Regions from separate parts of the Mus musculus genome. Here all the other regions are linked to region 2. The links are chromatin loops, found by intact Hi-C in ENCODE. Cell type or tissue: heart. All regions are shown on one strand.

Evidence for each region. Hi-C counts contacts between places; a loop is a spot of excess contacts. Peaks named below come from ENCODE experiments on the same cell type or tissue, not always from the same donor. Only the 100,000 strongest peaks of a DNase experiment are listed, where the experiment ranks them.
Region 1: a loop joins it to region 2, with 2.0 times the contacts of the local background. A loop is called at or near these places in 3 of 42 quality-filtered maps.
Region 3: it touches region 2 in a loop (7-fold over the local background); 11 of 42 quality-filtered maps call a loop at or near these places.
Region 4: it touches region 2 in a loop (3-fold over the local background); 14 of 42 quality-filtered maps call a loop at or near these places.
Region 5: it touches region 2 in a loop (2.2-fold over the local background); 8 of 42 quality-filtered maps call a loop at or near these places.
Region 6: it touches region 2 in a loop (4-fold over the local background); 14 of 42 quality-filtered maps call a loop at or near these places.
Region 7: a loop joins it to region 2, with 2.0 times the contacts of the local background. A loop is called at or near these places in 3 of 42 quality-filtered maps.

What each region holds. Positions count from the first base shown.
Region 1 is chr6:134,258,043-134,262,042 of GRCm38, forward strand. Etv6 (ets variant 6) reads left to right here. Exons shown (of 8, transcript NM_007961.4): 6 at 3,648-3,790. Among named protein-coding and RNA genes, the nearest start is that of Gm17089, 11 kb to the left of the region's middle. In heart, a CTCF peak has its summit at 2,081 (motif pointing left); no DNase peak of the experiment used is centred here; H3K27ac peaks cover 407 bases.
Region 2 is chr6:134,035,356-134,039,355 of GRCm38, forward strand. It overlaps Etv6 (ets variant 6), which reads left to right and starts at 345. Exons shown (of 8, transcript NM_007961.4): 1 at 345-783. The coding sequence starts at 751. In heart, a CTCF peak has its summit at 1,946; DNase peaks (open chromatin) are centred at 206, 626 and 3,686; H3K4me3 peaks cover 4,000 bases; H3K27ac peaks cover 3,698 bases.
Region 3 is chr6:134,387,234-134,391,233 of GRCm38, forward strand. All of the region lies in intron 3 of 4933406J09Rik (RIKEN cDNA 4933406J09 gene), which reads right to left. Among named protein-coding and RNA genes, the nearest start is that of Bcl2l14, 7.1 kb to the right of the region's middle. In heart, a CTCF peak has its summit at 2,467 (motif pointing left); no DNase peak of the experiment used is centred here.
Region 4 is chr6:134,142,191-134,146,190 of GRCm38, forward strand. All of the region lies in intron 2 of Etv6 (ets variant 6), which reads left to right. Among named protein-coding and RNA genes, the nearest start is that of Gm46978, 33 kb to the left of the region's middle. In heart, no CTCF peak of the experiment used is centred here; DNase peaks (open chromatin) are centred at 1,821, 2,131 and 2,741; H3K4me3 peaks cover 340 bases; H3K27ac peaks cover 3,908 bases.
Region 5 is chr6:134,088,063-134,092,062 of GRCm38, forward strand. All of the region lies in intron 1 of Etv6 (ets variant 6), which reads left to right. Among named protein-coding and RNA genes, the nearest start is that of Gm46978, 21 kb to the right of the region's middle. In heart, no CTCF peak of the experiment used is centred here; DNase peaks (open chromatin) are centred at 2,019, 2,379, 2,995 and 3,479; H3K4me3 peaks cover 561 bases; H3K27ac peaks cover 3,651 bases.
Region 6 is chr6:134,149,628-134,153,627 of GRCm38, forward strand. The region is part of intron 2 of Etv6 (ets variant 6); the gene reads left to right. Among named protein-coding and RNA genes, the nearest start is that of Gm52920, 35 kb to the right of the region's middle. In heart, a CTCF peak has its summit at 2,352; a DNase peak (open chromatin) is centred at 2,424; H3K27ac peaks cover 2,891 bases.
Region 7 is chr6:134,363,698-134,367,697 of GRCm38, forward strand. The region is part of intron 3 of 4933406J09Rik (RIKEN cDNA 4933406J09 gene); the gene reads right to left. Among named protein-coding and RNA genes, the nearest start is that of Bcl2l14, 31 kb to the right of the region's middle. In heart, a CTCF peak has its summit at 2,474 (motif pointing left); DNase peaks (open chromatin) are centred at 2,464, 3,134 and 3,814; H3K27ac peaks cover 974 bases.

The DNA.
Region 1 (4,000 bases), 220 kb after region 2:
AGCACTGACTGCTCTTCCAGAGGTCCTGAGTTCAATTTCCAGCAACTACATGGTGGCTCAAAACCATCTGTAATGGGATCTGATGCCTTCTTCTGGTGCATCTGAAAATAGCAACGGTGTACTCAGATATATTAAATGAATAAATAAGTCTTCTTTTTAAAAAGGAGAGATAAACTTAAAATTAATAAGTAACTTATGGTTTAAAAATAATAAACATGCATGTTCAGTTGCTTTATAGGATGGACTTTGTTAACAGAATATAGCCTATTTTATTTATTGAATTATAGCATTTTTATTATTGATCAAAGAACATTGCATCTGTACAGACATGGCATCAGACAAAGCTAGAAAATTCCAGGTGGTCTCTGATAATAGTATCCAAAAGATCTAGAGAACAAGAGATTGTGCCTTTTACTTAATAGAAATATTGAAAAGAAAAATAACTCAGGTGGCTTATACTTCTATAGTAAATAAGAAAGAACATGGCTGTGTGGTCAGACAGTTATTTTTATCATCTGGGCATAATTTTTAAAGAAACAGAGAAATCAATAGTGCTATAAAAGCCACTTACACTCTGAGCTTGAAGCAACTGCTTTATGCCATGAAATTCCCCTTGCTACTTCCGTTAGTGGCTGAGTAATTCAGTGTGGCTTGAATGTCAACGTTTTTATTACGCAGCTAATGTTGGCTTTGCTGGATTAAATGTCATTTAAAGTGATCAATTGGGAGCTTGTTTGGGGTTACTTTCAAATTTATGAAAGGGGAAAAACACTGCAATATACAAATGTTCTTGAAGCTTACAAGTACAGTCTGTTCTCCGGCGAGCCCTGTCCTGCATTCGCCATCCAGTGGGCACATTATACAGTCACATTCAGGAACCAAGTTTGAGGTCTCTGAAAAGACTACCTGACACCCCAGGGCTGGGTAAGCCTTTAGCTGAAGAAATAATCCAAGGGACAGCTGGGCTGTGCCATGATAGTAAAAGAAAGTGCAGTGGAAAATCCCTGCGCAGATGGAAATGGAGGTCAGGAGAGCTGTCTGCTCTGTGCCTACGTCTGAGCTCTGCAGCGGGGCTGGAGCCCAGAGCTGTGCTTACCTTCTGTTAACCTTACTGAGGTGGATACAGTAGAGCTAGGCATGGAGGTGCTCACCTGTAACCCTATCACTGGGTAAGTGAAGGCAGGAGGACCCTGGGACTTACCAGCCAGCCAGTCAGGCTTCACTCACTGATGGGTGTCAGGTTCGATGAGAGACCTTGTCTCTCAGTGCATAGCAGTTAAAGAGATGCCCAGCCTTGATTTCTGGCTTCCACATGCTTTTCCTCTCATAGGTATACACACATGATTGTTACCACACAGGCATGCAGAACAGGGGCCGTGTGCACACTTCATTTTTTCCTCACTGAATAGCATTTTATGTGAATAGGGCTTGGTTTGGGGGAGATGTTTTCCAGTCAGGTAAGACTACAGAAAACTCAAGTGTGCCTGCCCTTTGATTGTGGCACCAAAGCCAGACTAGAGAATCACAGCTCAGGTCTTGTCTTAGGCCATCCAGGCTGCTGAAACAAAATGCTGTAAGGTGACCACAAACAGTGGGAATTAGCAAAATGTGGTGGTACATGCCTGCAACCTCAGCACTTGGAGGGTAAAAGCAAGAACATCACCATGAGTCTGAGGCCAGCCTGGGCTACATACTGAAACTCTGTCTACAAAACAGGAAGTACAGGAGAAGGAGAGGGAAGAATGGAGGGAAGAGGAAAAGGAAGGAAGTGCTGCCCCCACTTTCTGGAGACTCCAGGGTTGAAGGGCAGAGCTCTAGTGTCAATTTGAGGTCTGCTAATGGATGTTCCCTCTCTTTCCTAGGTAGCATCTTCTTGCTGTGTCCTCACAGATAGATACGTAAGGGAGCTCTTGCAGTTATCTTTTATAAAGGCACTCACTGGGGCTGGCAAGCCGGTTAGGAGCACTCGCTGTTCTTGCAAAGACCCCAAGTTCAGTTCCCAGCACCCACATGGCAGCCCACAACTCTCTGTACCTCTGGTTCTGGGGAATCCAGCGCCCTCTTCTGGTCCCTGTGGGATCCTGCATGCCTGTGCTACTCATTTGCTCACACAGGTGTGCCTGTAAATACGTGAGATGCACGTTCAGGGAGCAGCTGGAAAGGGCAGCGCCTACTCTTAAGCCAGGGGTTAGTCCAGCATCTGCTATGCCCAGAAGGTGCATGTTTGTCTCTGCTGCGCCTTGGTCTGGGCTGGAGGGCAAACCAGGTACCATTACAGCACTAGAAACCAGAGATTCACAGCCAAAACTCTGGGCTGAGCCCAGTGCAGGACAACACTAAATCATCTTATGAATGTTTGCTGTCTGACCACTTAATTGGGTATGAGTTCTCCAAATGAGAAATGATATTCTTGCACGAAGTTCCTTTCCACCATGATTATGATAAAGCAACTTGAAAGACCTCCAAAGGATGATTTAATGAGAACATCTGTATTTTTTTTAAATGCTAGCCACAGTCCCCACAGCCAACGTCACCAAGCCACATAGTTTTTAATTTCCCATCATTTTTCATTTCTTGCTGTTTTCTTTTTAGCCCCTGTCTTCCACTATCCCTTCAGCATCTTCCACCATCTGCAAAATAGTCTAATCTTTTAATTTTTTTTTTATCATACTGTTCTCATTGGAACACAAGATTTTCTTTCTGGTCTTGAGGAATGGACCAGTCAGTAAAGTGTTTGCATGGGGACCTGATAGTGACCCCCCCAGAACTCACATAAAGGCAGTATGTATCTGCAAACCTCTGTAAAAACAGTTCTAGGGAAACAGAGACAGTCTGGATCCCTGTTCAGTGAGAGACTATATCTCTAAATAAATAAGATGTAGGTGAAGGGGCTGGCGAAATAGCTCAGTGGGTAGGTGCTTGCTATGCAAATAAGACGACCTGAGTTTGAATCCCAAGCGGTGGTGTAAAAGTCAGGTTAAATGCCATGTAAAATGCACAGCTGTAACCACAGAATTGGGGACGGCGGTGGATACAGGCGGGTCTTTAGAACTTGCTGGCCTGCCAGCCTAGCAGGAGTGGTGAACTACAGGTTCAATGAGAGGCCCTGTCTCAAGACAATAAGGCAGACAGAGCATGATACCAGTGTCTCCTCTAGCGTCTCAGTGTATATGGATATGCCCACACACACTCACACAGAGAAATTCCAAAACTAGTAAGATGGAAAATGATGTATGAAGACACTTAATGTCAACCTCTGGCCTCCAGAAACACAGAGAGAGAGAGATATTCTCTTTCTACCATTTATCCATCTACCCTCTCTGTAGCCTGTTATCAAAGCCTATTTATTCATTTGCAGGTACAGCTTGGGTGGTACAACTTCAAGTTCTGTCGTGACTTTGAACAAGTCTGTTCCTCCTTGGTCCTCATATAAAGGTGGTAGCCTTGGTCAACACCGAGTCTCCCTGGGTCAAAGGGTCAAAGGTCGGCAGGAGCTCCCCGGCTCTCTCAGGACCCATTTCACCTGTGAAATAAGGAAATAAGACAGTCAACTCCAGGCCCAAGCTGTGGTTCCACACCCCTTTTCTAAATCTTGTGACTGCCTCCACAAAAACACTCTCAACAGCACTCTCCTCTCTCCTCTGTAGACTGTAGACTGCTTTGGGATTATGTCTATCAGTTGCTGTCTGACAGCCGGTACGAAAACTTCATCCGATGGGAGGACAAAGAATCCAAAATATTCCGGATAGTGGATCCCAACGGACTGGCTCGACTCTGGGGAAACCATAAGGTAAAAGGGCCAAATATTTGTTGGGGAAGCTGTTGCCAGAACACAGGCTTCATCCTTGAATTGGAGGGTGATTGTCTTGCTGCCTCCAAAGCCTGCCCATGATTCTTTGGTTTCTCCTCACTGGGCACACAATTAGGTAGCTATGAAGGAAGGAAATAATTAAAGATCCCTGTTTTTCCATGTGTTACCTCTGTCCGGGGCCCATTAACT
Region 2 (4,000 bases):
GTCCCCAGGCTGCATTTGCGCCTCTGGGAGTGCACAGAAAAGCCCCTACTGTGCGTGGCCCAGGTCCTCCTGAGGCGCAGCCAGGGGAGTCGGGAGAGAGATGAACCAGGCTTGCTGGTCCTTGGGCCACGCTGCAAGGTTCCCCAAAGGCGTCCTCCGCCTCGGGGCGGCCCAGTGGGCATCCCGCGCCCCTCCCCCGCACGCCTTTTGATTTCTCCGCGGCCCGCGGTAACCCGAGCTTTTATTTCCTGGTGGCTCCTTTAAGAGGCAGAGCCGGGTGCTGGGAATTCACGTCAGTTTCTGCCCTGAAACTCTCAAGATCAATGAGCAGAGAGCTTTCTCAGTTCTGCCTTTCAGTTTCTCTCTTCCAGGAAGGAAAACATTCGAGAAAGAGAGAGGGAGGGAGGGAGCGAGGGAGCGAGAGAGCGAGCGAGCGAGCGCCGCGGGAGGGCGGGCGCGCCGGCCGCGGGTGGGAGGAGACACGCCAGGCCGGCCTGCTGCGCCCGGGTCGCCGCGCCGCGACCCGCACACCCCACGCCGTGCTCGCCGGCTCCTACGCCCCCGCACCTCGCGCCCAATCCGCGCGTTGAGAAGAGCCCCCCCTCCCCCTCGGGCGGCCGCCGCCAGCGATGCTGCAAGAAACTTCTTAAACGACCGCATCCCGCTGCCCCGCCGAGCGTTTCTGGGTTGGGGAGAGGAAAGGAAAGTGGAAAAAAACTGAGAACTTCCTGATCCCTTTCGCTGTGAGACATGTCTGAGACTCCTGCTCAGTCTAGCATTAAGGTAACGATCGGATTCCCCTCCTTCCTCCGCTGGGCGATCGGAACCCCCTTACCCCGGGGCTGCTGGTGCAGTTGCTAGGCTGGCGGGGAATTATTTGGGGCGCGAGGGAAAAGGAGATGCAGCTCGCGGCCGCGCTGTACCCTTTAGTGTAACCTTGCTGCACCCCTCTCCGCCGAGATCCTCTTGGGCTCCTGCCTCCCCCCCCCACTCCCTTTCTTTCTTTCCTTTTTTTAATAGTATAGAATAGAGTTTATTTAGGGCAAGGGGAGGGGAGTCAAGAGGGTAGTTGTGGCAGAAAAAAGCAGAGAGAGGGAGAGAGTAGAGAAGTAGAGGCAGGCCATGAACACGTGGAGAGAGAGGGAAGGGAATAGGGAAGGTAGGGGGAAGGTAATAGCCCAAGAGGACAAGAGAGAAAGAGAGCCCCACTCCCTTTCTTTTTGACAATGTAATGCCGCTCTCAATTGGTAGGAGGAACCCGGGTTGTCTTCAGATCTGTAGAGCACCTCCGTAATTAGTGCGCTTAAAAATAAGAAAGGAAAAAGAAAAACCCTTTCTCTTTATTCCTACGCATAACGTGAGACTGAATTGTAACTTTTGTTCCCAAGGGGTGGTCTCTAGGGAAAAAGTTCTAGGGGCTCCACTAGGATGCTCTCTCTCTCTCTCTCTCTCTCTCTCTCTCTCTCTCTCTTTACGCCCCTCCTCCCCCCCCCCCCCCCGTTCTATCACACAAGAATTTTACCCTCTCTTCTCTTCTGATTGTGATTGCAAGTCCTAAGACAGTCTTGGTGTCAGCTTTTCCTGGGCATTGCACAATGAAAAAAAAAATTAAACCAAGGTGAATAAAGTTGCTGAATAGTTGTTTTACGCTAGTGCATATGAAAGTTGAGCAATCTGAAAGTAGAAAACTCCTGTGATGAAGGGTGGAAAAGAAGTAGCTAAGCAAAATGACCTTCTCTGACAGTCCAAGCTGGTGTGGAAAAGCTGCAGTCTTGGAGCTCCCTGACCTGCTCTAAGTTCAAGAGGGATATTTGCAAACAGCCTTTGCCTCCAGGTAGTCGCATGTGCATGTATATACACAGTCTGTCTATATAGGCTGAGGTGCTGTAGTTAGTTGCTTTTAAAAAGTTGTTGTGAAGTTTGCCACCATTGGGAGGCAGGATGGTTTGACTGTCTACCTCAGTTATTTTTCCCATGCTGCGTTTATTTCAAGGTTCTGCCAGTCACCAGGAGGCAAGCTGTTCTGCTCAATGGGCAGGGCTGAAGTTTCTCAAGTTTTCTAATGGTTTGGCCTATTTAATATGTGCCCCTTGCATGGATGTTGGGGAAACAATGGGCAACTAGCCTGTTTTCTTCTCTGGGGCGGTGACAGCGGTTCATCTAGGATCTATGGGAGGGAAAGGTATTTTGTCACTGCCTTAACTAGTTTTTCATAATTAGAATCAGACCTTGGTGTTTCTTATCAGGAATGACGGTCATGGGTTCGAAGTCAGGCTGCCGAGGACTTCGAAGGTGCATTGGTGTCTCTGTTTTGTGCCTCACAGGAGAGCCCAGAAGAACTTTTTGGTCTTTTGTGTTGGTGAATATCTGGGGTAGGCTTTGGAGCAGCGGGGAGTGCTTCCCTGAAGAATTTAGGATACTGAGATACTTTTTCCTTTGCAATATAAATTAGATTCTTCATCGAGTTCAGGGGGAAAAAAGTCTTGTCCTATAGATAATCTGATTTACTTCACACTTCATAACAAAAACAGAGGCAACTGAATAATAGGGTATTAGAATGGTGAACTGTATTTGGCTCCATGGCAGTAAACCTGACAGCAGACAAATCTGGACCAGTGGTAGAGCAACAGCTTCCAGTTGAAAAAAAAAAAAAAAACGGCACAGTGGGGTCACAGTGGTGGTCTACCCCGTGACTTCTCCCACCTCTTCTAAACCGACTGCATTCCTGCTGCCCTGATGGGCTCACGGTTGATGCTGGGATCAGGGAGTGCGCCTCTGTTGAACCGCTTGTTTCACTGCATCCCAATGGAAAGAAGAGCTAACACATGTGAGAAACCAAGCCCCCATCGGAACACATCCTCAAGTGTGATAGGGAAGTGGTGTGCACTCCGCGCAATGTCAATTTTTTTCCTTGTTGTCTTAGGTTGTTTATTTTATTTTATTTTTTTAAACTTTGGTTCTGGGGATGGAACACAGAACTGTTTATTATACGGGCTAGCTGTAACCCAGCCCTTCCCGGCTTTCTGGGTACCTCCTTTATTTTTTATTTTATCAATGTCTTTTATTTTTACATGTGTCTTCCAAATGTATTCTCCGCCACCTATTCGAGTAACATTTTTTTGTTGTTGTTGTTTTTTTGGATTGTTATCTGTGGAGACAATCTGTGAATGTGTGCCTAGGCCATTGGTGTTTTTAGGTCTGTGTGTGCATGAAAATTCTCACCATGGAGCTGCTTGCGTTTATCCTGTTCCATAATAAACTGTGGAGATCAAGAAGAACCAGGATTAGTTCAGATCATCTGAAAATGCTTCAGTGAGTGATGTGTGCTTCATTTAGTCCTTGGGATGTGGCACTGTGATGGCGAAAGGGAGGGAGAGACAGAGACAGAGACAGAGACAGAGACAGAAACAGAAACAGAGGAGAAAAAAAAAGATGTTTACTAGCAAGTCCCAAGCAAGTTGCTTGCTTCTAGGGACAGCACTTGAGTCCAGTAGGTGATAAACTTTTTCTTGGGGTGAAGGATGCGAGTGAGTCTTTGAAGGAGGAGCGGATGCTATGTTGTACTAAAGGCACGAAGGCCGCCTTTGAGGAGAGATTTCTCTCACTCCTCCCTATCTGCTCTCCTGCAGCACAAACAGCTGGTCAGCGGCAGTAAATTCCTCAGCCACTGGTGAGGTGGAGGCCACAGGAGCCTGGCCAGAGGCAGCCATGGGGGGCGGGGTAGTACTTTGTTTACTTTTGAGCCCTTGTCTGTTCTGTTAAGGAAAAGACCAGAGTCAGACCGGGGTGGAGTTTCCAAGGTGAAAGTTTCTGAATTGGTCAATCAGTGACACCTCTAAAGACCATTTGATTGTAAGGTGTCTGACAGGAGAGCAGGGAAGAGCCTTGTTTGACACTCTTGTAAAAGAGAAGCTCTCCCTGCTAGGCTGGGGTCACCCAGAGTGACATGGAGCCTTGTTAGTTGTCCGTAGTAGCCCTTCTGCCAGTGCTGTGGCATTCT
Region 3 (4,000 bases), 350 kb after region 2:
GACACCATAAAGACTGCCATGTGGTAAACATAGACACCATCTCTTCCTACAAAGTCACTAATCCCACTGTCAGGGTTCCAGTCCCCTAGGATGTCACCTACTCCTAATTAGCACTGAGGACTTACCTCAAAACCCCATCAGCATAAATCTGTGGGGTTTCAACACATAAACTTTTGGAGAGAGTTACACTGTACGCGTAAATTGTTAAAAGAATATGAAGAGACGGCGCTCAGCCTTGGAGGCCCAGGAAGCTACTACATAGGCCATGGCTTTTAGCCAGCCAAGCAAGAGCGAGGAGGGCACTGTGGGGGAAGAGCAAGATGTGACTCAGCAATGGCGATGTGTGTGCAGGCAACCAACGACAATCCAAGCATGGATATGGCTGGAGCGAGAGACAAAAACTGGTTCTTGAAAGACAAGCAACGGTGTGTACATAATCCTGACTGTAGTGGGTGCCTGGGCTCTTGCAGCCAAGCCTGTCTCTCTGAGAGTGGCTCCCAGGGTGGTTTTGAACAAGAACCCACCTCCAGGATAAATTCTCCCTTGTGTTCTCCAGTACCCGCTGGAGTCTGGTACACTGGGTACCCACTCAAACTGCTGTGCAGAACTACGGTGAATAAACAGCCTTAGCCAGAGTCCCACGCATGCTTAACTGCATGCCCCCCATACCGGATTTATCCTGTCACAAATTACTAAAACCCCTGAGAGGTGGACCATTGACTGCTAAGCGAAGGTATGGATGTCAATAACTGCAATCCAGTGAAAAAGAGGTGATAAGTCAAGTGTGTCCAAAATACTTCTAGAGACAGAAAAGGCAGCAATTAATGGCGAGGAGTGGGAGGGAGGCAAGTCTCTCAGGAGGGAATATTTGAACTAGATCTTGAAAGTTAAACCTGGGTTCCCAGTGAGATTTCAGATATAATAAATGTGAGAAAGGGGGCTGGGGCTGGAGTTGGTGGGATGTTTGACAGGCACCCACAAACCCTTGGGCTTCATCCCCAACACGGCATAAACTGGACACGGCGGTGCACACCTGTGAGCCATGTGCACTCAGAAGATGCAGGTGGGAGGGTCAATAGTTTAAAGTTCAAGACAATAGGCAATAAGCAAACAACAAATGGAAGAGTGCACGGACAGTACGAGTTAGAACTGTAATTTTCAGCCCAGGCTCACCTAACGGCCTTGTTTGCTTGTGACACGGTCTTTCCCTATATCGTCCAGACCAGGCTTATATTTACCATCCTGCTGCCTCCAGCTCCCGAGGACCGGAATTTCAGGTGTACCCACTAAGGGAGCTTCTAAGGCTACCAATGCCCAGACTACACTCTGAAACCATTAAACCAGGCTCTCCGGGAAGCCAGAGTCAGCTCGTATTCATCCCACTGCAATGCTAAGTCCGGAGGCACTGGTCTAGAAAGAACGCTGTACAGTACTCTCGGAGGACAGGCACTCCGCAGTGATTTGCGATCCTTGAATGAACAACAACCCCCCCCCCCCGGAGAAAAAGCTCAGCGAAGCCGCTACCATCAGCTCTTTCTGGCTGCAGATTCTCCCCCACCAGCTCTCTGCCCTGCGATCATCAAAGTTTGGTCTCCAGGCCAGCGGCATCCGCAGCAGAAACTTCGGGAGTCGGGCCCAGCCACTAATGCGTACCCAGGGCTGGCAACCTCAGCAGTCATCACTGCTGGGCATCCGGGTGCAGTGGTCCCTGGCTTACAATCAAAGTGGCAGAGAGCCAACACTCACTTGTTTCTTGTGGTACCAAGAAAGGGCTCTGGGGATGGAAGCGTGGGGTTTGGGTTTTCTCCTCCTCAGAGCAAATTTGCTAAATAGACCAGGAGATTCAGGATGCGGAGAAGCACGGATGTGCCTACACAAGTTTCCTTCAGAGGGATGGATAAGACTAGGTGTTCCAGAGCTCTCCCCAAAAGGAACTACCGGACATGGCCTTGTCTAATCCCTCCTTCGAAACCTCCAGGCTGTCCTGGAAGGGGAAAAAAAATTCAATAAATGAAACAAGTTTAGAAGGAAAAGGCTTCCTAAGTAAAAGTGGAAATCGCCATTCTCCCAAAGATGTAAAGTAGAAACAGGGTCCACACAAGTGACCTGCCAACCCTGGAGCCCAAGTCCTGGAGGAGTGTGAGCCTAGAATGCCAGCGCTTTCTTGTGCCAGACTCCTGATTCTCTCCACTTATTAGAGGATTATCTGCTACACAACTAGATAGCTAAAGTTCTTTGGGAGTTTCCCACTTACATTCATCTCTACTATTCTGCACAGACGTTCAGGACCTGTGGAGTTTTTAAACACACACACACACACACACACACACACACACACACACAAACACACACACACAAACACACACACACACCTGCTTTTGGTAAATAAAAAAATCCTCAAGGACTAGAAAATTGGACTCGACAGCGTGTGTGTAGCGCCACCTGGTGGCCACAATTGAACGGCACCGTTTCCTTCCTTGTCCTGTGTTTATGAAAGGCTCCAGACAGGTACAGATAGATTCTTTCTCCCGTGTGGTCTGTCTCCTGCGAACTCAGCCACTTTGAGATGGCGACTGGAAAAAAAAATCTCCTTTTCACAAAGAAAAATCCTTGTCTTTTCACAAGCACAAAGCACAAATATATAAGCAAGCCATAGTGCTTTGTTCAAATCAACAAGTATTTAACATCTTCTGAATCCAAGGTTCTGTAACTGACAAATGGCAGCACGAAAGAACTTTCTGCGCTGTAAGACACGATGGATGGTGCCCCTTCCCTCACCATGAGTCCTCGGGTCCTTAGGGTGCCCTTGACTATCATTCTGGGTTCCATAGCCATGAAACACAGTGGTGGTGAGCAGCTGCCGTGCCTGCCAGGACACACTGTTGCTGACTGAGCAGTCTGGAAAGTGAGTTCTGTCCTTGATGTCCACCGTGACCTTGGGTGGGTGGCTTTCTGGACCTTGGTGTTGCGGGCTTATTAACAATCCTGCTCTACTGTCCTCATAAATCCCACGTTTTCAAAATGTGTCACCTGTCAATATTCATCTCTAAAGCAGGAACTTTGTGAGTTCTGCTTCACAACCAAATTTACAAATGTCAGACAAGTCAGAAAGGCCAGTATCCAACAAAAACAGTCCTTCCTGAATTAAGATGAAATCATAAGAGTGTCAGATGAAGGAAGATGAAGAGAAGCTTTCTCCAGCAAGACATCCCTATAAGAATGGCCAAACTTAAGCTGGCCATGGTAGCGCACGCCTTTAATCCCAGCACTCGGGAGGCAGAGGCAGGCGGATTTCTGAGTTCAAGGCCAGCCTGGTCTACAAAGTGAGTTCCAGGACAGCCAGGGCTACACAGAGAAACCCTGTCTAAAAAAAAAGAATGGCCAAACTTCTTTATGGGAGAGGAAGACAGAAAACCTTGGAAGATTATGAAGCAAGAAAATTGGTATGGGGGCGGGGGGAGCAAAACTGAGAGTGGGTGGAGTGGAGGCGCCTTCTCTGCTTGAATTCCTAAAATGTGTTTAATAGTTGAAGTGATCAAGCCAGCTCAGTCAGCCAACAGGGTCTCAAGGGAGGGAGGGAGGGTTGAAAAGAAAAAGACAACTAGACAACACTATAGCAGGACTCCAGCCAGGGCTGAGGCTGAAGGGGGGTTATTTTTTTTTCTAGTCTGCTTCTATATCATTCTAGGTACATACAAAGAAAATGGCCAGTCCTGAGGCATAAACAAAGTAGTCAGGGAACAAACAAGGCATAAACAAAGGTCCCAAGGTTACTGTATTCAGGGCTCTAACAAGACCCATCAAGATACAAAGGATTCCTTAGCTGTAGTCACCTTGAGTGGACTTTCGTGTCCCAGCCCAATGTCAAAGTCCTGCCAAATTCCTAGAAGCAGCCCCAAAAGCCCTCCACAATCAAGGAAAAGTTGATAACACTGCCTGATGCCATTTCCAATGTGTGTAAAGGAATTATTTAATAATTACGCTATAAACACAGGAAGCC
Region 4 (4,000 bases), 110 kb after region 2:
GCCCCACCTTCTAAGGGTTCCACCATATTCTAATAACACCATAGGCTCTGGTGTCCAGCTCTTCTTCATATGGGTCTCTAGAGATCTAGAGATCTAAACCATAACAGATTCGTAATGTGTTCATAGGGGCTCTCCTGGCCTTTTAAGTACCAGGCCCCAAACACTATTGGTAAGGTTGGACTGTAGAGTAGCAAGATACATGTGTTTCAGGTGTATACAGCAGAATTTCAGTAGTTCTGTGCCTTGTTTTAAACCTCTATTAAGCACGACTATCCCCTGTTTAGTTGATTTAATCACATTCAATCAGCGGTCGACGTTAATGACATTTACCTGAAGGCTTTGCATCTTACTCTCTCTGTTTGGCCTTACTCAGTCCCTAAGATTTGATACTAAAAAAATCGGAACCCGGGACTCATGTATCATATCTAACAGGGCTTTGGATTATGATGTTGTGGGTTAATAAATAGCCATAATAACTGCCCTGAGTTTTCCAGAGTCGGGACACCAGAAATGGTCCCCTGGCTCTCCTTTCTTTCCTTGTGAATCTTTCAGAATTCTTACGTTACTACTCCTGCGTGTGTGTGTTTAATAATTTAGTTCCTGTGAGAGCCTCGCTGCTCACCCCACTCTGCTGCTGTGTCTCCTCAGCAGAGTGACTGGGGTTCATCCAGTTGCAAGGCAAGCTGAACTCCATCAGAATCTGCACACACAGACAGATGTGGCGGGCGCCTCTGTTTTAATTGGCCGGAACCATAATTCTCTATACTTTGAAGTCATGCTTGTCCTCAAAAGCAGAGACAACCATGAGAGCTAAATATAATCTAGTTAATATTTTATCGTGTCGTGAGAAACAAGACACATCCGTACACGTTATCTAATCACGTGACAGTTCTTGAAGCAGGTGTTCAAGATCCAGCCTCAGGTCAATGGGCTTGTCCAGGCTCACACAGGAGGGAAAGGGTCTAACAGGATTTCTGCCCCACAAGCTAGCTTTTAGCCTCTTTAGGAGGAGGCATATAGGCAATGTCTCTGGGACTGGAAGATTAGTCCAAAGAATGTGGATAGACTATGGGAAATAAAGGGTTCAATGGCAGACATGGTTCTAAAGACGCCCCTTGGACATGGATAGGCACGAGCCTCCATCACGCTAGCATGTCCCTTTCAGAAGGCTGAGGGGGAGTCTCGGGTAGTGTTAGAGCCAAGGGTAAGGACTGTCTCTTTCTGGTTTTCCCCCACTGCTCTGCTGTCCCTTTGCTTTATTTGTGTGTGTGTGTGTGTGTCTGTGTGACCTGAGATTGAAATTCAGTTTATTTCTGCAACCCATGGCAAGACTGGCTTTAGAGGCCTTTGAGGACCAGCTCTGAAGACTGAATGGGCTTTAGTCTCAGGACAGTGTCTTCCAAGTAGAGGGTTCAGCTTCTCTAAGACTAACTTTCTAGAAATGTCTGCTGACTCTTGAGAGGTGAGAGATTCCTGTAAACGACAGAGTTCACATGCATAACGCTGGCATGATGCCAATAGTGGGGAGGAGGGTAACTCAGTGCAGGTCTGCTGTGGTCTTCTGTGCTTAGCAGGAGGCTTCCCCACTCTCATACTACATTTGTCTCCTTAGGGAAAGGACCTGGAGCTAACTCGTCCACAGTCCACATAGTATTGAGATTGGTGTTCTTGACTTGTGGTGCAAGCAGGGTTTCATTGCTGATAGTTTCCCATGATTGACAGGCTCCCTCAGTCTGGAACTTTCCCTGGCCCTCCCCTCTCATCTTCTCAGGTCTGTCAAATCTTCCTAGGCCCTTGGCCATCAGTAGTGTTCCAGAGGTGACCTCTCCTTACAGCTGCTTGTGACATGTGGTGACATCACCACCAGAGTTGAGGCTAATTCCCAGCCAGTGTCTTAAAGCAGTACTGACTTCTGGCAAAGTTGGTCAAGCTGCTGACGTTTTTTAGTCCTTTATTGCCCCTTAAACCTTCCTTTGGGGACCTTCATGTTTTATAACCAAATGCTCACTGTTCTCAGTTTTCCTTACAGCACATGGGATAATATAAGGGTCCAGTTTAGCTGCTTCAGATAACTCCAAAGTGGAGGGGGGTGGCTGTCTACAATGGAACAGCCAGCCAGGATGCTTCGGAAGGGAAATTTCCTTTTTGGGTGTGCTGTCTGAAAGAATTTCCGATGCAGGCAGACGTTAATTCCTAGCTCCATGCTTCCTGATAAGGAAGCAACTTCAATAAATGCAGCTATTTATAGATGTCTCTCTTCTCTCTCTTTAAACATATAACCAGAGGTTTATTGACCTTTTCTTTCGCTGCACATTTCTTGCAGTGAGCTGTGTGCACATTTAAGGCAGTTCCTCCAGCAAGAGCTCTGGTGTTTGCTCTGACTCTCGGTGGGATCCAGAGGGCAAACACAGCCACCTCTTGCATGTCAAGGGCTCTCACTTTTTTTTTTTTTTTTTTTTTTTTTTTTTGCCTTCTGAACTAGACGGAGGCTGCTGGCAGTTGCTGGTCCCCACGTGCATAGATACACACATGGCTTAGGTTTCTGTGCTGCTGGGATTATCTGATGTGAACAGATCCAGGGGAGAACTATGTTTTGGTTCATGGTTTCCGAGAGTTCAGTCCGTGGTCACTAGCCCCCTTTTCCGGGCCCCTGATGAAGCAGATCATTAAGGCAGTAAAGGCCTGCGGTGGAGGAATTTCCTCATGGGGTAAGGAGGAAGCAGAGGAAGTCAGGGCAAGATGTGTTCCCAAGGCCGTGTTCCCGATGGCCTGCCTCTTTCCTCTAGACAGAGCTTCCTGTTTCTCTCCATCTTCCAGTAATGCCATCATATTAAGGACCCATCGATGGATTAATCCAGCCCTAATGATGCAGTTGTGTCTAGAAATGTCCCCCAGATATACTCAGAGGTGTGCCTCAGGAGTCTCTCGGGTATTTGTTCCTGTCTGTTTTCAAATACATTTTAATTTATTCCTTGAGAACTGCACACAATGTGTTTTGGTCAAATACATCCCTAGTTCCTCCCCTCCAACCCCTACCGGGATGACTTTATCACATCTCCCTCCTAACTCCAGGTCCTTTAGACATGCCTTGAGACAGTCAACATTAACAATTAACCGTCATAATACGTGAACCCAGAGGTGTCTGATTTACTCTAGACTCTGCATAGGTTTGTGACAAACAGAACCATTGAAACATATGAGACATTGAAAATCAGTCAGTTTTGGGAAAGAGACATGGTCAACAGAAAATGACCTTATGTCTACCTTGTTTCTGTTATCTCCCTTTTTTTTTAAGTCCTGAGAAGTTCTGTGGCCTTCTCTTGACAGGCTAAGGTTTGCAGATTGAAGAGCCTTACCCTTCTACATATAAGCAGGCTCATGTATATGCCGACTGTACCCCCCCGGGCAGGGATGATGGCGATCCTGGATGATGTTAGCATGTTGTACACTTCCCTAACCTCTCCCCTTCCTCTTCATTCTCAGAAAGCATTAGTGAGATGCCTTTACCCAAGTCTGATACAGTTCCCATTCCTACATAGCATACATTTCCCCCCTTTCTTCTGTCCTTTTGCTGCACCTCTTCTGTAACTCACTCTTGAAGATTCAGGCAGGAATGAATGGCCCCGACAGCTGCATCCTTCCACAACTCAATCGCAGAGGGAACCTCCAGGTGCTAACTGGTTTCACTGCTGTCCTAGGTAAATTTGGATTCTCAGCTGCTTGTGCCGAGTATGAGTATTTTAGGGGTTCTTTTACTAATCTCATCTGAGGCAAGGGTAATGAAAGATTTGGGGGGACTTACGCAGTTCCTGACTCTGACCACATGCCCAGTGTGGATTCCCAGGTGCTATCAGCCACCTAGACTCACGTTCCCGCTTCCAGCTTGGATGGGTAGAATAAGTCCCATTCTTTTGAAATTGGTCATCCTTAGTGCTTCCTACCGACTGTGGATGCTAATAGCTGTTAGATGGCACTCTGAGATTCCAGTAATAGAGCTACA
Region 5 (4,000 bases), 53 kb after region 2:
TGGCTCTGTGGCTGAAGGTGCTTGTCACCAAGCCTGAAGTCCTGAGTTTAAATCCTGAGACTCTAAAGGTGAAAGACAAGGACTGACCCCCACAGATTGTCTCCTGTCCTTAATGTGTGCACTCTGGCGTGTGCGCCCTCCCACACAAATAAATAAAATAAAGAATCTAAATGGACCAACTTTATAATATTTGATGTAAAAATAATCAAAAACACTTATGGGCAAGCCAAATGAAATAATACTGAGACTGCAGACCACTTGACCCTGATCGCCTGGGCTTGCAGTTGGTGCTCTGTTAGTTCTCCTATCCCAGGAGTCCTGGGTGGAAGGAAGCGAGTGGCTGACTCGGGGAGATGTTTTGGAGGATTCACAGAGCCCTCCAGGGTCCTCAGAATATCTCCTGGGTGATGGCTATTCCCAGAGGTGACATGACAGAGCCGGACACTTTCCTGGGTTGACTTTTGTACTGTCTGAGCTGTCAACACCCCTTTCAACTTAACATTTGAGGTAGATTTTAGGAGGGATAGGTAACTGCTCTGTGCACTTAATAGTCAATTAAACATCTGTCCATAAACATTGGAACTGAGAAAAGGAGAAAAGAAAGGAAGAGGGATGGAGAAGAGGAGAACAGGCAGAGGCCGGCAGCTATCTGGCCACGGCAGAGCATTTCCGGGTTTTCCCTCCGTAGCTTTTATCTGAGACTCCTCTGTTTCTTTATAGACGTTATTTCGGCCTGCGTGTATTTTGTCTGTGTCGCCATTGAAAGACAAGCACCATAAACTCGGAGACTCGGCTTTTTAAGGTCTTCACCGACTTTCTTCTTTGTGTCATTCACTGGGTGAACATGGTAGTTCCAGAAGATATTGGATGAGTGAGTGACAGCCGCTAAGAGGAGCGCCAAGCTTTGTGGCTGAACGATAAGTGGCAGAGGGGATGATAGCCTGAAGGTCAAGGGAGGAAGGGATATAGGAAATAGAAGGAAGAAAGGGTGGTCTTTTCCTTTTCTGTTGTTTTCCCAATATGATGTGAATTCACTATAGGCAGGAAATAAATGATGTCATATAAAAACAGGATGGAAAAAAAAAGGACCGATTCCCAGATTCAGTAGCTCTGGGACGTGACTCGTGAGGGCTTCTCATAGAGTAAAGTTTGTTTAGAGGGCCAAAAGTACTCCAAAATTTGAGCTATCCTAGTTTTATTAACCCAGGCTCTAGTGCTGTGTGTGTGTGTGTGTGTGTCTCTGTGTGTGTGTGTGTGTGTGTGTGTGTGTGTGTCTGTGTGTGTCTGTCTGTGTGTGTGTATGTCTGTGTGTCTGTGTGTGTGTGAACTATCTGGCTCCTTTACTCCTACTCTCTGCCCTGGCCTTCAGAGGTTTGTGAGCAGCATTAGATTAGATCATCAGCTTTGGGAAAATAGAGCAGTTCTTTGGCCAATAGCCCATACTCTAGACTGCTCAATTCTTTTCAGCCCGAGTAGCTAAAAAACGTATATTGATTTAGACTGGTCGGACCTGCTCTCTTTGATTTAAGGACACGGAATACCAGAGTTTAGGTTAACAAACGTATAAAAAAAACCATGTTGAAGAGGCCGGCAGAAAACAGACAGCCTCCTCAAATGCAAACGATGCTTCCTTCCAAAACTGTGGAAGGACTCTGAAGATAGGTACTAGCCCAGTACCACAGCTTCCTCAGGATGGGAAGAGTGTGTCATTAGAAGATTGATAGCAATCAGGACAGCCAGCTGAGCTGCCCTACTTCTGTGCTCCGCTCATTGCCAAGGTCACCCAGGCAGGGGGTGTCCCGTGTCAGTGTCTCTGGAAGCACAAACTTAGGAGCAGGAGCCCTGAACCCACAGGCTTCACGGGAGACCATGCATGGAGCAGCAGAGTCTGTCTTTGGAGCCACCATCTTTGCTTCAGTCCTTTCTGGATTCAGAGGACTTGGCATTTTAGTGCTTGACTCTTGACAAGTCCTCTGGAAGTTTCCCTGCCAAGAGCTCCTTGGGAAGCCAGTGTCCCTCTGCTTGTGAGCATCAGCCTTGTGTCCTGGCTCATGATGTCCCCAGGTCCAGCTTCCACCGAGTAATGAAAATAACAGGGCCTTTCATTTGGAGAGCGGCATTTTAAAAATATGTGAACTATTTGCTGTGGTTATCTCATTCCTTACTGATGATAACAGTGTGAGAAAAAACAGGGTGTCATTCCGTCTGTCCTTGGATGCTTGAGACTGACTAATAACCACAGGCAGGTTAAGTTGCCCAGCTGGTGAAGGACAGAATGGATAAGAGACAGTGTCTCTTCTCCAGGGAGCCCAGATGCCCCTCATTGCAAGACTATCTGTCACGAGCCTGTGCTGAACAAACCCCCCAGAGCAGGAAGTCTCGTGTGGTGAGGTTTAGCTTTCATGGTCCCTTATTTGGCTCTTATTAGTAAATGAGTAAAAGAATGTGCTCGAAGCTTCTGAGATAGGCAGGCTTCTGACCTCCCACGTCACCCATGCCTCATATAGAGGGAACTTGGGAAGGCTCCCTCCCCTCCTGTAACTTCCCCCCCTCTTTTCCCCTTTCTTGTGTGTGTGTGTGTGTGTGTGTGTGTTGTTGTTGTTGTTGTTGTTGTTGTTGTTGTTGTGTGTGTGTTGTTGTTGTTGTTGTTGGTGGTGGTGGTGGTGGTGGTGGTAGATGTGTATGTGTGTTTAGGGGCACATATGTAGGGGCTCATGGTTCGTGTAGGCAGAAATCTGTCAGCAGGCCAGAAGAAACCACCCAGTGTCTTACTCTCTCATTCTGTCTTACTCCCTTGTGAGACAGGGTCTCACTGAACTTGGAGTTAGGCTGGCAGTCGGCAGGCCTCAGGGATCCTCTTCTCTCTGCTGCCAGCAGCACTTGGGTTTCAGGTGTGCATGTGACCACACCTTCTTAGTGGGTGCTAAGGATTTGAACTCTGGCCCTCCTGCTTGAACAGCAAGTGCTCTTACCCCTTGAGCCATTGCTTAAGCTCCAGCTGTGGATTTTCTAGCGACCTCATGGGAGGCTCTAGTGAAGCAGTGGGGTCAGCTTGGCTGTTCTTTGTGACCATGGCAGATAAGCGAGGAAGACAGATAAGTGAGAAACTCTGAATGGTCAGGGTTTCTCAAGTCTGATGACTTGGGGGTTAGACAGGAGAGTCCCTTTGTGGTTGCCACATTGCCCTTCCGAGCCCATGCCTGGCATTTCTAAGACAATTGCGTTCATGGCTGTATCTGTCTGTGCTGTGACAGGCCATCAGATTCACCTTTCCCATTCTATAAATGGAACTGGGGCTAAAATCTTGACTTTGTTGGCCATATGACCCGCTGGTTGGTTTTTCCTGTTTGGGGAGCCCTTGGCTTCACAATGAAGTCTGTACCCTCAGGTGGCCCTCTCTGCCAGAGCACCAACTCCTGCGAGTTTGAAAAGGAAGACAAACCTGTATTTGGTAGAAAGGGCCTATTGTTCCCAGGCGGTGCTGTGGCCAACTTCTTGGACTCCTTTGGCCGACACTGAAGAAGGAATTGAAGTCAGAATGCTAATCGCTGGCTTGCGTAGACATCAACAATCTAACCTCAGGGAGCTCAGACGAAAGTAAACACAAGTGCTCAAGTTCAGATTCTTGAAGAACGGGCACTGGGAATGAGGCTAGAGAGGAAAAACGATATGCTGAGAGAAGGAATTCTCATTCCCTGTTTCTCAGATGGGCAGGCCATAAAAATAATAAAGCCTGTACCAAATGCGGCGGTGCATTCCTGTAGTCTTAAGTTACTCAGGAAGCTGAGAGCAGGGCATCAGATGTTTGAGGTCAGTCTGGGCAACTTAGTGAGACCCTGTCTCAATGAACAAACAAACAAATAAAGGGCTAAAGGGCTGGGTATGTAATTCAATGGTGGAGTGGTAGCTTAGCGCATGTGGCTCTATGGGGGTAGGTAACCCCAGCCTGGTGGGACACTACTATAATACTAGCAACCGAGGATGCTGAAGCCAGGAGGAT
Region 6 (4,000 bases), 110 kb after region 2:
CTACATCACAAAACTCCTGTGATGGTTTCTACCACCCACACATTATGAGGAAAGAACATGGCGGATACAATGGAGTATTGTAGCGCTGACATTGTACCTACAGCTGTGCCACTCTCTGCCTATTGGCATCTTTGTTTGCTGAATGGAAGATTCAGATTCCCAAGTGCCTGTTGCTGCACCCAGGACAGAGAGGGCTTCTAGTTGCCTCTGAACCGGGCCAGTGTTCTGCGAAAGCAGGGAATGTGGTCCCCCAGTTGAAATGACTATGAGCGCCTTGAGTGTGAATTATCTGCTGTAATGAACTTCTCTGCGCCTGCCTTTCCACCTCTGAAAAGCATTCCTTTTGCATCAGGCATGTTCCCACCTAGCTCCGTTAAAACATTTTTTTTTTAGATTTATTTATTTTATGTGTGTCAGTAAGTTACTCGTAATTATGTATATATGTGTATTACATACATGCCTCTAGAGCTAGGAACTAAACTGGCACACACAGGGTGCTTTGGGGTATCTATAAGAACAGTGGGTGCTTTGGCTGCTAAGCAATTCTTCTGAGCCCCTAGCCCCACTTTTTAAAAGTAGTCAGGAATGTAGGTAGGTAGTGCCTTGGATAGAGATGGTGACTAACCCACGTCCTTTCTTCATGCAAATTAGTTTATTAAATTTCTCAATTCCCTTGTATCGGAGGGATCTGTAGCTGACGTGGAAGGCCAAGGATCAAGTTGGAAATAACGTCTGTAATTTTGCTCAGGAGATAGACGAGTGAAGCAGGACAAAATCCAGGTCCCTTGCTTGATGAAGACAAAGTATTTTAAACCTGGAGCCCCGAGGCTGAGAAGAGCACCCAGTCCTACTGCTTAGCATGCTCGGGTGCTATCTCTAGATGATGCCAGCGATGATCTTGACCAGACAAGCTGAGCATCTGAAGGCCAGCATCATGCTGAGGATCCACGCCCTTTGTGTCCTTGGGCAGAAACAGTGAGTTTGCAGGTACAGATCCTCACACACAGAAGGGGCGCGTGAATTCACGTTTCAGTGAGGGGGTCAGGAAGATCTTGACCTTACCGGGGTAACTTACACGCATGTAAGACATTTTGTCGCTGAGTCCTCTTGACAGCCCTGTGAACTGAATTTCCTTCTCCTCACCATTAAGATGAAAAGTCCAGTTTAAGGAGGTTAAAAAGGCAAGCTCAGCCAGCGCCACTCACAGAGCTGGTAGCCAGTCCAGTGGCCTCTCAGACTCTGTCTTCCTTCCTTCCCAGTATAAACCAAAGCCCTATTATCTAGATGAAAAGAATGAAAAACAGTGTCACATTCCCTCTGAGACTCAACTGCGGTTAAGACTTCATAAATTTCAGAAAAATAGGATAACTCACCAAAGTAAACATTTAAAAAACCACCTCACAGCAAATGGCTACCGCAACCCCAAACCTCAAGGTTCATATATTGAGATTTCAGTGAGCTTCATGATTCTCATCCGTCTCTTAAATACGGCTCTGTTTCCTGGTAAATAATATCTCTTCAGAGCCCTGGCACATAAATAGTGTAATAAGATCAGCTCTGAGCAGGCTGCCGTTCTAGTGCCCTCTAATTGCAGGGTGAAAATCCAGGGCCGCCTTAGCTCCTCATCTGTCTCCGTCTCTCACTGGCCACTGCCTGACACCCAGTCTGAGGTTCAACACCGTCTCTTCTTTTTGTGCTTTAGATAGATCCGTCCTTTGCACAGATTTTTTTTTTTAAATAAAGTGATTTGAAATGGAAAATTAAAAACTTAAATGCAAGTTTGGCAGCTTCTCTCTTCAGAAGCTTCATAAAATTCTCTATAGCACAGCTGCTCTGGATTCTCACCACTTAGCTGTTCTCACGATGTCTGAGAGATTAATTCTTACAGGGATGTGGTTGGAGATACTCCCCACGTCCCGTCCCCACCCCCCCATCTCCCGCCTCCCATGTTTCGCCGAGAATCTTCACTGGGAAAAGTTATGTGGAAAATCCCATCACCCGAGGTAAAGGTTCTTGAGTGATAGACACCTTTGGGAGTCTGTTACTTACCATGTTGTTTATGTGTGCTCTACTCATTTGAAATCCTGTCCTCTCTGGCAAAAATCTGAAATCTTATGTGCGATCCTGATAAGTGTGTGCCGACACTGTCTTGGGATGCCTCTGTGTGTCTGTGTCTGTGTGTGTGTGTGTGTGTGTGTGTGTGTGTGTGTGTGGTCTATCTGTTGTCTCTGTGGATCTGGATGCAGATACTTCAATCCTTCCTGGCAGATTTAAGCTCTCCACGTCCCACAGGCTGCAGTAGAGGACAAGGGCGGCATCAGAGAATGGAGAGCTTTGGTGGGGTCCCCACCCACTGGCCCAGAGACCAACTGTTTATCCCTGGGTCCCGGCAGCAGCTGAAAGCCAGGGGTGTTTTTGGGATTCGGCTGCCAAAGTTTCTTGAATCAGCCTTGTTCAAAGGCATATGCTGGGCTCACTTCTGAGGGAAATTTCCTTTTTGGGGAAGTTGAAGCAAAGGAATTTCCTGTGTGGGCAGACAGAGCTTCCTGACGTGAAGGCTTCTTGGAAGGGAAACAGTTTCATAATGAAATGACAAATTAAAGATATACCAGCCGGGTTCACTTCAAAACAGCTATTGAGAGTGCAGGCAAAGCCCTATTATACCCCCTCACAGAACAGAAATAAATCCCATCCTGACAGGTTTCTATATGCTGGGTTATATCTGTCCCCCCACACCTTCCTTCACAGTCTCCCACATGCTCCCTCTCCCACCCCCACCACTAGCTACCACCATCTCTGTCTTTAACAGGCTTCGAGCAGTCTCGGGGAGGCCTGGGGCATCCTTCCTGCCTCTTGTCACCTTTCCTTACCAGCTTCGCCCATCCTAGGAGTGCTTGGAGCCTCCTTGTAGGTGATGGTAAAGCCCGAGGCTGCCCAGACTTAGGAGTGATCTCTTTCCTTCTTTTGACATGATTGAAAACAATGATTGAAGATGGCTTCAGCTGGTTCCTTTAGCTGCCCCTTAAAATCTTGTAGGCAGTCCATGTAACTGCTATTCTTATCTCAGAGCTGGTCTGAAGCCGGCTTTGTTCAAGAAAATAGAGCTCTCTCTGCACTGGGCAGATGACGGTCTTGTGCTGAGCGTGTAGTTTTTTGCACTTCAGTCAGCCAGTGTAGCGGAGTTTTGGTTTTGTCTTGTACACTGATATGAAGATTCCCTTTGTTGCTGTTTTTATTTTTAAGACAGGGTCTTGCTTCATAGCCCTGGTACTGATCCAGAACCCACCTTGTAGACTAGGCCTTGGGCGTGATGTAATCCTCCTGTTGTCACCTCCTGAGTACGCATCTCTTTCTCTATCTCTCTCTCTCTTTTTCTGTGTGTGTCTGTGTCTCTGTCTGTCTGTCTCTGTGTCTCCTTTTCTTCTCCCTCCTTTCCCCCTCTTTTGTTAGGGTTGGGTTAAGGATAGAACTCAGGGCCTTGTGCATCCTGGGCAATTTACTCTCCCACTAAATTACACCCCAGCACCCTACATTTCTTTTCTTTTTCCTTCCCTCCCTTCCTTTCCTTCTTTCCTTCTTTCTTTGCCTTTAGAAAAAAACAAATTAAGAGAGAAAAAGATAACAGCATCTTTTGGGCAGTGTGTAAGAACAGCCATTATTCGTTAGGCCTAGGTCAGTAGGATCAAAAACTTACAGACCTTGGAAACCAACGATTTTAAACTGTCATTTCTAGCACTATACAGCCAGCAATGCAGCCAAGTCTCTTAACCTCTTGGCCTCAGTTTCCTTGTCCTTACAGTGAACACAGCAACAGCTTTTCTTCATTCCTGTATAGAAATTAGGTTGCGATCTCAAACATACTCTGTAAACACTCAGAGCTCCATCATGGTTTTTCATTAATCCACCAATGGACTCTTTTGGGGTTGAGGCCCAGTACTGGGCTAAGATAGTAAAATTATATTTACAGATCAGTTTGGTAAATATTTATTAGAGATTTTTC
Region 7 (4,000 bases), 330 kb after region 2:
GAATAAGTTCTTAAAATTTTGGTGCAATAACAGTATGCCAAGCAAAGCAATAAAGAACCCTCCAAAAGGCAATCGGATAATAGTGGAAGAGTATGAGAAGACAAAGAATCAAGAACGGGTGACAGGAACAATGAGCTATAGAATTTGAAAATAGCCCCAGTGGATTGTAGGAGTGGAAATGCACAGCTGTATGTAATTAAAAAAAATGTGTGGTACTCTCCAGATGAGGGAAGTCCATAGGCAGAAATGACATGGGTGTCTATAAGGACTCTACTAGAACCTAAGTTTATTAATAAAAACATAAAGGAGTCTGGGTAAGGTCACACATGCCTGTAATGGCAATGCTCAGAATGCTAAGGCAAGAAAAACATTAGTTCAAATCCAGCCTAGGCTATATAAAGACACTCTGGCTTGAAGGGTGCAGGGGAGGAAGAGAAAAGAAAGGGAGAGAGAGGGAGAAAAGGGGAAGAGAATGAGGAAGAAGGGGGAAGAAGAAGAAAAGGAAGGGGGAGAGTTACCAAGGAGGAGAGAAACATTTATTACTTATTATTTTAAGAACCCAACTTGAGGATTTCTTCCGTGAGTATAGGTAGATAGTAAGATTTGATTTAAGTGAGAAAAACGGATGCAATAACGGATCACAGAACGTGGCAACTGGCTGTTGGTTTGCCTCAGGACTCTGGGGTTGAGCTGGGTGGGCTGAGCTGAGGAAATGAGCTTCCTGAGTGGGAAGCAGCCCTGGAAATCTGAACAGATTGGCAAAGGCAAAAAATGCAGCACCCACCCTCATCATTGCCCTGAGGCGAACATCGTCCCATGATGCTCCCAGGATGACCTCGTTACCCACAGGACACTTGGACAGACTCCACCAATCACGAGCTGCCTGCAAAACCTCTCGGGCCTGGGCAGCGTCTAGGACTTGTGTGAGCCTCCCATAGATAAGTCTACTTATTCCCACGTAGAGCCTCAAGCCCAGAGGCTTGGCATCTGCAGCCACCCACTGCCCGTGACAAACCTAAAGTTACCCTTGCTCCTTCCCTTCCCTTTACCCCCTACTTCCGGCAGGCAGGTTGTGGCTGTTAACACAGTTTGGGAGACAGCAAAGCATGTCCTGACTCCTACCCACCCCAATCTCACATCCTTCCTAATTTCACCTGCTTTTACCACAGCTCCTTCTCAACTGATTCACCTCGTTAATCTTGAAATCTCATCTGAGACGTTTCCTCCTGCACCGGCTCTTCCTGGGCAGGGCTAAGAGGCTCTACCTCTGTGCATCTCTCTGTAATTACCAAAATCAGAGCATATAATTTTCTGTATGGTGGTGGTGGTGGTGGTGGTGGTGTGTGTGTGTGTGTGTGTGTGTGTGTGTGTGTGTGTGTGTGTGTGTGTGTGTGTTTTAACTTATTAATCTCTTCATTTAAATAGGAGGCTCTCTACACAGACTGTATGTCAATGTGCTTAAGACCCTTATAAAAATGTTGAGGCTGTGACTCAGTGGGTAAGAGCACTTTTGCTGCACAAGCAAGCATGCGAACCTGAGTTTGGATCCTTGGCACCCACCAAGAAGTTGGGCATGCATGGCTGCAGCAAGCCTAATGCTGTAGGTGAGGGGGATGGCTGGATCGCTGGGGCACAGCCTAGCTGAAGTGTTCTGAACTCCAGTGGGATTGCCTTCTTCAAGGGAATACTGTAAAGATGTTCTCCTCTGGCCTCTGCACATACACAGGCATGGGTACACACATGCACACACACACATGTGCATGCACTCATACAAATGCACTTACACATACACACGCATGTATACATGCATGTACACTCACATGCAAATGCTTGTGCTGGTTTCTAAGGGGGACCTGGTCAGGACTGTTTCCTAAGTTCCCAACCATGGGCAGCCAGGCATTGGCACCAGTGAGCAGACTGCTGTTTCTTCAGAGATGTGGGGTGGTTTTGTGTCCTGTGGCACAGGAAAGTGCTCCATTGGCTTTGATGCTTGTTCCACTTTGGTGTATCAGGTAAAAGTCTCTGTGGGGAGCAGGCATGTGCTTGAGAAAGAGCTCGCACTGAGGACCACCAGAATCATGCTCTCATCTCACAGCTACTTCCAACACAAAGTCCCACCACCACTGGTGCCTACAGCCTGGGGCATGTGACACCTGTGTGCAACTCTGTCCTTTCAGGAACACGTTGAAGTCACCCATGCCTTCCCTCTCATGGAGAAAAGTGCAAACTTGGAAAGACACATTTCCTTTGCAGCAATCTGTAGCTCTCCTGAGATCTCCAAAGCAGTGTCTAGATAGACAAACTGAGGTTCCAAGAGATCACAGTCACTTCAGATCCTCCCCAGAGCAAGCTAGAGCAGAAATCAAGAGGTGACTTGACTCACAGGTCCAGCTGGCCTCGTGGTGAACATCAGCTGACCCTGTAGCTCCTGCCCATTTCGGTGACAGAGCAGGCCCATGGCATCACTGCCTCCTAGTGTTGACAGGGCCAAGAATCCATGTGGTCAGACCAGAGGTGGCCAGAAGAGAAAGGATAATTTGTAACCCAGCGACTTTTTTTTTCATTATGATATCGTGTCATTTCTTGCCAGAAGAAGGGGGAATTTCTCAGAGAAATCCATCACCCTGGTAAATATGGGAAGACAGGGGTCTTTGCCAGCAATGCAGTGTCTGATGCACCCACACCCTCCAGCAGGGCTCCCATGTAAGCTTCTCAATGTCCTCAGACCCCCCAGTAGGTGGGGCAAAGCCTGGGCAGGGATTGCTCAGAGTGTTTGTTGTTGTCCTTGTCACCCTTGTTACCAGGGATTTACCTAGAAGCTACACAGAAAACCCCCTTATTTCTAACACGACAAACAGGAAAGCATCCAGTGACAGAGGTTAACTGCTTTGCTAACCCGAATGCATAGGCCCTGGTCATGGCTTGCCGTGTCCAACATTAGCTTTAAGAGTCACGGAGCATCTTGGCAGGGGTTGACAAGGCTTCAGGTGACTGCCCTCCTTCCCACAGCCGGCAGGATTTTTGTTCCAAGTCTCAGCTGGCCAGGTGGCTTCCAGCACTCAGCCACCCCAGGCTGAGTCTGTGGTTCCCTTTGCCTGGGACACAGGCATCCCAGCTCATTTCCTTCCTGCCTGTCCCCACATGCAACGGCTCCTGAGAAAGAGGAACCAAATACCATCCGTTTCACCCCTATCAATGGCCAACAAGGTTGTTCCCATCCAGGACATAAGGTCTTGACTACCCTCTTGACACCCCTACTGCACCCCCAACAGTGAAGCAAGCAGGCTGGAGGGAAATGCGCTGCCATCAGCCCAACAATCAGGAAAAGAGGTGATGTGCCTTTAAGATGAAGGTGGTGGGCAGCCATCCATCTTCCCCAAACACAGACTTGCCTTGTTCTTCCATTTCTGGATGAGTGATAAAAAACGTTAAATGTCACTTCCTGTATCAGTGGTTAACCACTAGATGCTGGATCAGAGATTTACCAGAAGTGAAGTTAAGGAAGAAAAAAAAAAAAAAAGAAAGAAGAAAAAAAAAAAACCCTGCTGTTTTCAATAACCCTTTCTGGTGCCCTGTGGGAACTGTTTAACCTTTAGAGAGACATGAGGGGTTGCTAAATCTGGCTCGAGGACTTAGATTGGCCAAAGGCTTTCTTGTGCTTTCTCTGGGAGGCAAGGAGAGAGGTGTGCTGGGTACAGGGGTCTGGGAGGCAAGGAGAGAGGTGTGCTGGGTACAGGGGTCTGGGTAGGGGAAACCCAAGGCACAGGAACCGAATCCCCCACGCGCCTTCTCAGCCTGACTCGATTTCAGGATACAGACAACCATTTGGTTTCAATGACCTGAGGTTTCTTAAGAGAAAAAGCAGCCTTCCCTGAAGCAATGTCCTTGGCTTCCTGCAGTGTGCCCTACAATGACAGGAAAGGGAGGAGGGGTACTCCCCAGGAACTTCTATTTAGAAGTGGCTGTGGTCTGAGGGCTGGAAAGGCCAGACTGATGCTTT